Regions from separate parts of the Homo sapiens genome. Here region 1 is linked to region 2. The links are chromatin contacts, found by Hi-C or POLR2A ChIA-PET in ENCODE. All regions are on one chromosome and are shown on one strand. The core of a region is the stretch at or near the end of the contact, and the rest is flanking DNA. Distances in the headings are between cores, read along the strand shown. Region 1 holds the start of FEZ1 (fasciculation and elongation protein zeta 1). Region 2 overlaps FEZ1 (fasciculation and elongation protein zeta 1).

What was found. A loop is a pair of places that touch in the nucleus more often than their neighbours do. ChIA-PET counts read pairs that join two places held with the same protein, here RNA polymerase II (POLR2A). Pooled maps may share reads with other maps.
Region 1: a map of dorsolateral prefrontal cortex shows a loop between it and region 2 (4-fold over the local background). The contact joins the promoter of FEZ1 here to the enhancer-like site in region 2. A Hi-C loop is called at or near these places in 8 of 168 maps with a recorded cell type or tissue (Right ventricle myocardium inferior, aorta, ascending aorta and 3 more) and 9 of 50 pooled maps. POLR2A ChIA-PET finds 5 or more read pairs at or near these places in 5 of 52 experiments (HEK293, OCI-LY7, T-cell and 1 more).

What each region holds. Positions count from the first base shown.
Region 1 is chr11:125,492,997-125,498,218 of GRCh38, forward strand. FEZ1 (fasciculation and elongation protein zeta 1) reads right to left here and starts at 3,269. Exons shown (of 10, transcript NM_005103.5): 1 at 3,125-3,269. It overlaps LOC403312 (putative uncharacterized protein MGC39545), which reads left to right and starts at 2,218. Exons shown (of 2, transcript NR_164146.1): 1 at 2,218-2,619; 2 at 3,512-5,222. RefSeq lists enhancers at 1,321-1,824, 2,327-2,830, 2,831-3,332 and a silencer at 3,207-3,456.
Region 2 is chr11:125,450,302-125,455,136 of GRCh38, forward strand. FEZ1 (fasciculation and elongation protein zeta 1) reads right to left here. Exons shown (of 10, transcript NM_005103.5): 7 at 3,829-3,909; 8 at 2,033-2,108. Among named protein-coding and RNA genes, the nearest start is that of FEZ1, 44 kb to the right of the region's middle. RefSeq lists an enhancer at 1,111-1,230. Within about 2 kb of position 1,255, at least 13 of the 41 ENCODE cell types and tissues checked have a DNase peak (open chromatin) inside an H3K27ac peak, as active enhancers do; they include ascending aorta and dorsolateral prefrontal cortex, where a contact is called at or near this core.

The DNA of each region.
Region 1 (5,222 bases), core at 2,019-4,518, 45 kb after region 2:
ATTCTAGGAAAACCAGGATAGCTAACTTACATAGAAATGTGATGTGGGGGCTGGGCACAGTGGCTCATGCCTGTAATCCCAGCACTTTGGGAGGCTGAGGTGCGTGGATCACCTGAGGTCAGGAGTTCAAGACCAGCCTGGCCAACATGGCAAAACCCTGTCTCTACTAAAAATACAAAAAAAAAAAATTAGCTGAGCATGGTGGCAGGTGCCTGTAATCCCAGCTACTTGGGAGGCTGAGGCAGGAGAATCGCTTGAGCCCAAGAGGCAGAGGTTGCAGTGAGCCGAGATCATGCCATTGCACTCCAGCCTGGGCAACAAGAGCGAAACTCCATCTCAAGAAAGAAAGAAAGAAAGAAAGAGAGAAAAGAAAGAAAGAAAGAAAGAAAGAAAGAAAGAAAGAAAGAAAGAAAGAAAGAAAGAAAGAAGGAAAGAAGGAAAGAAGGAAAGAAGGAAAGAAGGAAAGAAGGAAAGAAGGAAAGAAGGAAAGAAGGAAAGAAAGAAAGAAAGAGAGAAAGAAAGAAAGAAAGAAAGAAAGAAAGAAAGAAAGAAAGAAAGGTGATGTGGGAGTGCTTCAAGTAAAAGAAAAATTATCCCTGCCATGATATTCTCTGTGCAATGCTTCAATATGCTTATCAAACAAGAGAACTATTGCTGAAAGAATTTTAGCATCTTTTTTACTAAGGCTTCTTTTTTCAATTTATTTGTTCAAAGGTTCCTGGATCGTGGGTTCCATTTTACAGAGATATGAAAGCCAATCCGATAGTGTTGCAGGTATTTACACTGCCTTTAAATTTGTACTTTTCTCTGGGAATGACAGGGGAGAAGCAGATGGTGACACCAGTGGGGTTTCTGATTTGAAATGACACAGTCTATATGATTAACCAGCAACAAGAGGCCAATCCAACCAGAATCTAGGACTAAGACTGAGTTTTGAGTGTTGGCAACAGGAAGAGTGTGCTGAAAGCACTCTGCCCAGGCAGAGTGTAGAGAAAATGGATTCATCTAGAAAATTATAAAAGACGAAATGAATATCACAGCTCTAGGGTTCAGACACATGCTCATTTGAAACAGTCCATAATATAGACTGATTGTTTTTTGTCAACTCATTATCCAAGAGCCAAGAAGTGCTGCATGAATGACCATCTGGAGATGAAGTTAAAGTGAAAGCCAGTGCTGGGAAACTAGTCACTCAACACCCAAACTGAATCCAGCATTTGTGGAAAGACCTCAGGCTGTGGCACAGATGAGAGTCAGGCGTTCTGACTGGCCCCACTATAGCCTCCAGGAGGGCTCTGTGGATTGGGGTTGGCAGCACTTCCTTAGATGGTGACCCTGCCTTCCTTCCTTTAGCCCACTTTCTTTCGCCCTCCTCTCTTCACGGAGTGCTTTCATCCTTCAACTAAAATGTCTGAAACAACCTTATTTTCCATCCTGGCAAGCTTGCACCATCCTCATTCATAGCTCATCTGGGAGCCTTCTTTTCCTTAAAGTAGGATTAATACAAGCGATAGCTTATTCCCTTTAGACTTCCAAGATCAAAAATAAATACGTACATACATGAAAATGGCAGAAAGAAGGAACCATGGGAGGGTCGCCTTTTCTTTTTCTCTTTACCACAGAACAGAGCGCAGGACTATAGTCTGATTGTCCTACAATCTATTCCATTTATTTTCACTCCCAATAGATGGTGTAATTTGGAAAAGAAAAGACACTCACGGGGCTTAACAGAGACCCAGTAGGAAACGCATAAACGTCTCCCTGCAGCACAATGATGCACTCGCTGCATCTCGGGGCTGCGGTACAAATGCTCAGTCCCTGCTTTGCTGAGCTGACCCGAGTGGAGCGGAGCGGTGGAGATTTCACCACGCTAACCCCGCTGGGCCTCGGCACCTCCACACAAGCCCCATTCCATCTCCTTCTTCCCATCACTTGGTCCATAGATCAACTGATTCCGTGCCTCGTCCCCCATATCCGTCCCTAAAACCTACCCTGCACTGATCCACCTTCAGATTTCCCACTGCTCCTCCGCAGAACCCACCCAGTGTGCATGTTTGTGCACATTTTGACAGAAAAAGTATTTCGTTGCATATGGATCAGCAACCCCTTCGCGGTTCTGCTTGCTCCCCTCCCCCTCCTCCCGCTGCTCCATTCACCTCCATCTCAGATCCCCCTCCTCCCCCCAGTCCGGTGGGGTAAAGAAAGCCTCCTCCAGGCAGCACAATGGCTGGCACTCTGAGGAAGCCGGACTCATCCCGTGCAGGCCGCATACACACTCCACTGCCCTTCCGGCCAAACAAGCCCGGACACGGGAGAGGGATGAGAGTCGGGGATGCCTAGCGGCGAGGAGAGAAGGGATAGGCAAAAGGGAAGAAGAGCGGGCTGTGATACCTCCTCGACGCCGTCAAACACTGCTCCCCGCATTCCAGAGCCCGGGGCCCACCCGACGGCAGCGCGCCCCGCCACCGCGCAGCCGCCCCGGTCCCTTCTCCCGCCCGTCTGTAGTAAAACAATCGCTCTCCCGGCGTCTGCGGCCGCTGCCAGCGGTTCTGACACTGCAGGAATGCGCGGTCTGGGGAAGGCTCCGCACTCTGGGGAGGGGCACGAGCGGGGTCGGGGGTAAGTTTTTAGGGACAAAGATGATCTTGGGGCGTTTACGGTGACTGGACCAGATAACGGTCCCGGGACGAGGTACCGACCCACTGCCCCAGCGCGATCGGGCGGCGTTCCCTTCTTCCCCCAGCCCCCATACCTCGCCGCCCTGCCTTCACACGCGCGCACACACGCGGGCACACACACGCGGACACACACACACACACACACACACACACACACACACCAGGCCTGGCTGGAGGGCCGATGCTGAGATGATACTGGAAGTGCCCATCATCCCACATCTCCAGGGCCTGGCGCGGCGTCCCAGCTGCGCTCCCTGAAGGGCTGGGCAGGAAGGCGACGGCCTCCCGTTGTTCCTTTCTAATCCCAGAATGGGACCAGGTGAGGGGAGCTGCGGCGACCCCAGACCGTCCTGTCAGAGAATCCCGGGGCCTCCTTACCACCCCCACCAGACCCCACCCCCAGCAGTGAGTCGGGTCCTAACTAAAGTCAACCCCCGCGACGGCACCTGTGCGGGTCCTGGCGGAGGGAGGCGGATCCCGGGGCTCAGCCGGACACCCCCATCCACGGGCCGCGGGAGCGGCCGGAGCGCAGCGCAGCGCAGCGGAGAGCCAGCCAGCCAGCCAGCCAGCGAGCGCTCCCCGCGCAGCTCCGGCGGCGCCCGGCTCCGCTCCCGCCTCCACCCCACCCCTTCCCCGCGCTCGTGCCCGGGCTCCGGGGGCGCGCCCGCGCTCGGGCACCCACCCAACTGGCACGCGCGGGAGCTGGACGTCATCCCCTCGTTAACATTCATAGCCTTCCTCCGAGCACGTGGGCTTGCCTTTATTAATATTTATGCATTTCTGTTTCTCTCCTCTTTAACATTGGCCTTTCTGCTTCCCTCATGAATATTCAGAAACTCCAAGATGAAAGCGTGCAATAACTACCAATATGGATACCTCGCAAAGCCTGACACTAGTTTCTGGATAAAATGCAGGCGATGGCTGCTGGCGGATGCCGGCAGACACACTCAAAGACCCTTTTGGACTTTCCGAGTTTCCCATTCTCCTCTACTGGAGGCTGAGGCGGGCAGGCCCAGCGACGTCTCCCAGCTCCAACTGGGTTCGGACCTCAAGCCAAAAATGAGGAGGCCGGCAGGAGAGCTTTTCTCGCCCAAAGATGCTGGGTGGGAGCTGGATCCAGCTGAAAAATCTGAGTGAGAAGGTTTCAGGCCCAGGAGGACTTGAGATAATACAGGAAAATTCAAGAGGCTGAAATGAGAAGGGTCCCTGGAGTCTTGTGAAAAATTATTAATTTATCTTGTCTACTGTGCATAGGCCTGTGCTTATAGAAGTTGTCAATAAAAAATCTAATAATTCACGAATACACACAACTAAGAGCACAAGAACTGTAATTATCGAAGGAAGGCACTGGAAAAAGCATGTCGGCTTGGAGAACCCCAAGTACTTTTGTCTGATGGCAAAGTACCTCTGGGCTGAACTGAGGACTTCAACTGGAAGGGGCAGGGAGCGTCTCTTTTGCTCGTTTATGCATTCATTCCACAGACATTTCAACCATGAGAAGGATGGAAACAGGAATAATGTCCCAATGAGATGAGAAGAAGCGTTGGCCTATTTGCCTTTGTGGGAGCAATAGACAGAGGATGTCTTCCTGTAAGAAATCATAAGGCCAGGCACGGTGGCTCACACCTATAATCCCAACATGTTGGAAAGCTGAGGCAGGAGGATCACTTGAGGCCAGGAGTTCAAGACCAGCCTAGGCAACATAGTGAGACCCCATCTCTATAAAAAAAAAAAAATTAGCCAGGCATGGTGGGCCCATCCTGGTAGCCCATCCTGGTAGCCCCAGCTACACTGGAGGATGAGGTGGGAGGATCGCTTGAGCCCAAGAGGTTGAAGCTGCACTCCAGCCTGGGCGACAGCAAGACCTTGTCTCAAAAGTAAATAAATAAATAAATAAATCACAAAGAGTAGCTGGTTAAAAGATCCCTAGATCTCCTTTCTTGGGATCATGCCCAGTTTTGTGACCTTGGGTTAGTTAACTTCCCTGTGGCTCATTTCCTCATCTGTAAAATGAAGAAAATAATAGTGCCCGCCGGGCGCGGTGGCTCACGCCTGTAATCCCAGCACTTTGGGAGGCCGAGGCGGGCGGATCACGAGGTCAGGAGATCGAGACCATCCTGGCTAACACGGTGAAACCCCATCTCCACCAAAAATACAAAAAATCAGCTGTGCGTGGTGGCGGGCGCCTGTAGTCCCAATTACTCGGGAGGCTGAGAATGGCGTGCACCCAGGAGGCGGAGCTTGGAGTGAGCCGAGATTGCGCCACTGCACTCCAGCCTGGGTGACAGAGCGAGACTCCGACTCAAAAAAAAAAAAAAGAAAGAAAATAATAGTGCCCCACTCTATTGTGGCCTGTTGTGGGATTAAAGGAGTGAATATGAGTAAAGTACTTCCAGGTTTATTAGAAGGCACTATATGTATGTATGTGTGTATATATATACACACACACATATATATGTCATATATATGTCTCATATAGATGTCCCATATATACGTCTCATATAGATGTCCCATATATATGTCTCATATAGATGTCCCATATAT
Region 2 (4,835 bases), core at 5-2,504:
TTACAGGCGTGAGCCACCATACTCGGCCTGTTTTATTTTTTTCTGCATTTTTAGACATGCCTTCATTTCAGCTTAGTTGTCAAGAACACTTTGCAACTGAGCATAAGCAGACTAAATGCCACACCACGAAGATCACGTAAAAATACAATAATTGCTCTTGCCAATACGTATCTAAATTAATCTCCAAAATCTAAAATTTACAAGGATTGGCTAGTCGCAGGAGCTGGTCTTTGGCCTATGTACTTAGTTCAAAGAGTAGAAGAGAGAAGAGGCATTGTTCACAAATTCATATGAGGATCTGCCAAAAAAGAGAGGCTTCATAACCTACAGGAGAATTGGTATTCAGAAAAGATGGCAGGTTTTTTTTCTAAAAGCAATAAAATGTTGGAAGGTAGTATATCCACATGATAGAAGAGATAGCCATAAAAAGAACATTAACAAAGTGTTAACTAATGTGACTAAAATCATGACACAAAATTTTACAGCCAGTATAATCTCAACTATATAGAAAAGATACAAAATATTAAGTCTGAAAAGCACCAAAATGGTAACCATAGTGGAGTAGACAATGAGTTATTTATTTTTCTTTGTTTGCTTTTCCTTATTTCCAAAGTAGTCTAAATGATGGATATACTCTAGCTATAATTTTTTTAATGAACTTAAAAAATGTAAACAAAACCACTCAAAATAGAAAAAAGTCTGTTTCTTAATTAAAATGAAAAGATTTCACACTGAATTCCTGAATGGGTATCTGCAACAAATTAATAGCTATTTATTTTTTTGAGCTATGATAGAATACTTTACATATATCAACCTTCATAATTTGTCCAAATTACTTTCCAAATGTAACTTGTGTGAAAACACAAACATCTATAAATGTCAGTTCATCTCTATTTTCTCCCTTAAAAAAAAAGAAACTTAGTGCATATTTATGCAAATAAAGGAGTTTACAATGAGTTAAGGACAAGTCACTGTACTTTGATTTTAAAATTCCTGATTCTCAAGGACACAGTGTCTATTGATGCAGGCATGATGTAGGCAGGATTTCTGTTTGCCAGAACCTCCTGCTTTCACTCTCCAAATTGACAAAAAATGAAACGTTTGGTCACCTTCAGCACCAGGCCCCAGCAGGTATCCATCCTCCTCAGCTGAACAGAAGCTCAACTTCCCCTCTCCTTGGGTATCCAGTAGCCCCGCACTGGCCCCTTCCCTCCAGAACAGGCTGCAGTGGGCGGGGCCTCGTTAGCTGTCACTCTCTGCAGGGCACGGTTGCCAAGGAAATGGAATTTCCCTCGTGATCCTCTGGGCCTGTCACCACATCTCAGCCTAGGATTTTTCTCGTCCTAAGAGGGCCAAGCTGACACTGATGGCTAACACCATGTGCCCCCCAGCCCTTTGGGGGTCGTACTGTTTGATGTATATAAACAGTTACTGTCTACAAAAGGCTCTTTGTTACACACTGTTTTCCCTCATAGTTCAGAATGTTTATTAATATTTGACAATAGAGCAAAGTGGAGGAGAGGAGGCAGTCACTTCCTGGAAGGAAAGCTGGACTCTATTTTTTCCAGTCAGCCTTACCCCACCCAAGAAACCTTGCTTCTCATTAAAAATACAGCCAGACCCAGAGACCAGGCGCCCTGCTTCAAGGGGCACAAGTGCCGACCAGGCAACCTCAAGTTGCAGGGAGAGAGAGAACAGGGAGGCAGAGGATGCCAAGCCTTGGGAACTGCAGGGGAAAACAAAAAGTCCCCTGCACCAGCACCCCAACCTCTTTCACCAGCTCATTTTTTTTTCCCCCAGCAGGCCTCTTCCCTTATGGGAACCAGGAGAAAGAAAAAACAGCTCTGGTTATCACTGCAGAGTATTTTAATTTTACACTGTGCGGGAGGATGTGACGCAGTAATTTGGAGGGTATTTTGGCCCATGTAAACCTGCTTTGAGGAGTCTCGGGCCTGCGGCACGGAGGTACAACGTACAGGCAGGAAGGGAGAAAAAGGAGCCACTGATCTGGCTGAGAACAAGAGGAACTCACTGTTTGTCAGCATCTGCAGGTCTTCCACTGAGGGAGGAGAGGCTTTCTTCTCGTAAGGAATGACTGTGTTCAGATACTGCAAGACAAACAGCATGCAGGGGGCTTGAGACAGAAGACATGCTTCCTCTGGGTTGAGATTTAGCCTTTCTCTAAGACACACACTGCAAATCTGACCTTCTCTGAAACATTCATGGTCACTGGTACGTCACTGTTTCAGAACTTCTTACCCCTCTTTAGGGAATGTCTCTTTAAAAGTAAGACTTTCCCACATTTCTCTCCATCCCAACTTCTAGATTCTTCCTACACTACAAACTTCTCTGTTATTTAGGAATCCTGGGGAGCTTTTTCTCCTTTAGACTGAAAGCAGAGAATAAATCCAAGGGGATTATATTTTCTTATTCTTTGCAGTGCAATTTGAGAAGGAATTGTTTGTCTTTTGTCAAAAAAGATATGCAAGAGAACCTCAACCCCGCCCAGGGTCTCTGATGTCAGATTTGCTCCCTCTGCTGGATGTCAGGTGCTCCTACAACAAAACCAGCATCAGGGCCTAGTGGGCTGTCAAAGGAGTCTCAAGGAAGCCTGAGGTGGTGAGTGCCAGAGCTCTAGATCAAAGCTAAGAAGCTCACTTTTTTTTTTTTTTTTGAGACAGAGTCTCGCTCTGTCACCCAAGCTGGAGTGCAGTGGCTTGATCTCGGCTCACTGCAACCTCCACCTCCCGGGTTTAAGCGATTCTCCTGCCTCAGCCTCCCAAGTAGCTGGGATTACAGGTGCCTGCCACCACACCTGGCTAGTTTTGTATTTTTAGTAGAGATGAGGTTTCACCATGTTGGCCAGGCTGGTCTCGAATTCCTGACTTTGGGTGATTTGCCCACCTCGGCCTCCCAAAGTGCTGGGATTACAGGCGTGAGCCACCGCGCCCGGCCAGAAGCTCACATTTTAGTCTTGGCTTTGCCACTGACAGTGTGTGTGGCTTTGGAAAAATGCCTTGAATCTCCAGGCCATAGTTCTCACTGCCATAAAACAAGAGGACTGGGATCGATGCTGCTAAAATCTCTTCCCCTTCTCTAGACTCTCTAGAATTCTAGAGTTCTAGAATTCTAGCACTTAGAATTCAGCTACAAATATGTTTAAAACATATACACTTTCATGTACACTCATTCCACCATCTCAAACTTTCTGTTCACGTGCCAGCCATGTCTATTAGATTATACACTCCATGAGGACAGGGGTCAGGACTTTTCACCTTTGCACCTGAGGGCTTAACAACAGAGCTTAGCACATAGCAGGCGCTTGATAAAAGTTGTGAATGCTGTCTTAATAACCAGAAATGCAAGCTATGTCACAGGGAAATTACTGAGCCAACAAAAAGCCACAGCATGGGTTCCAACCAGAGCTGGGAAGCTGCAGAGGCAGTCTTAGTGGGAATGGCTTGGCAGGTGATCCAGTGTGGTGGAAAGTTAACTAAACTCTAGGATGGGATCTATCATCAAATGGACTCCCTCTTAATGCATTTCATCCTTAAAACAACTTAATTCTTAGACCTACAAGCAGTGTTGAGTTTTAAGTCTTGCCCATGTCCTAGAACACTAGAGCTCAAAAAAAAAAAAAAAAAAAAAGTTTGCCTTTTAAAAAGATATTCTCTGTTCCTCCTTAAGAGGAGAAAAAAGTGTTAGGACCCCTAACCCCCTAAATAAATGCTGGGATAATTCTGGTGAGTCACTGTCCCCCTGCGTTGCTGGGGAGGCCAAGCTGCAGGAGTCTAGGAAGAGAGCTTGGAGCAGGGAGACTACGCGTACCTGTTTGTCAGTTCCTGAGGAGCCAAAGGTCTGGCGGATGCCACTCTGCAGAATGTTGGAGATGCCTTCCATGCTGAAGCGCTGTGGGGGAGAGAGACTCAAGAAGGGCAAATGCTTCTTGCTACACTGTCACCACACCCAGGGACCTCTCAGCTACCAGGCTGTCCCAGATAACGCCCCAGGGTTCTGTGACTAGACAGTAAGTGTAAGACACTGGCTTACAGAGACAGGCCAGAATTGAAGCCTGAGCTTTGCAAGAATAAACAGAGTCTCAAGAACTCTTATCTTAGTAAGTCCCTCAGGGCTACAAGACCCCTCTGCATCCCCCAGTTTTCCTCCTTTTATCCTCCATCATGCAAATAGAAAAATAAAGCAGTTCAGTCAAACTTAAATGAACCATGATGCAAAGATCTTAGGGGAAAACAAAATGTTCAGCTATCAGAAGAGGCTGTCTTAAAGCAACTGTCCTGATGGGGGAAGTTTTTTTCAAAATGTACATGCGGAGAACTAATTCCATAGGTCTGTGATAGAGCCTAGGGAAAGGCATTTTGAAAAAAACTCCTTAGATAATTCTACTGAGCTCCCCTGATTAAGAAGCATGAGTGGCTGGGCGCAGTGGCTCACACCTGTAATCCCAGCACTTTGGGAGGCCGAGGCGGGGAGATCACGAGGTGAGGAGTTTGAGACCAGCCTGACCAACATGGTGAAACTCCGTCTCTACTAAAAATACAAAAATTAGCCAGGCGTGGTGGTGTGAACCTGTAATCCCGGCGACTCAGGAGGTTGAGACAGGAGAATCGCTTGAACCCGGGAAGCAGAGATTGCAGTGAACCGAGATCGCACCACTGCACTCCAGCCTGGGCAACAGAGTGAGACTCCATCTCACCAAAAAAAAAAAAAAGAAAAAAAAAATGAACCATGAGAACCAGGGGTTTGGGTTAAACCCAAAAATAGAACAATAGAACAATAAGGCATCTGGGGCCAGGCACGGTGGCTCATGCCCGTAA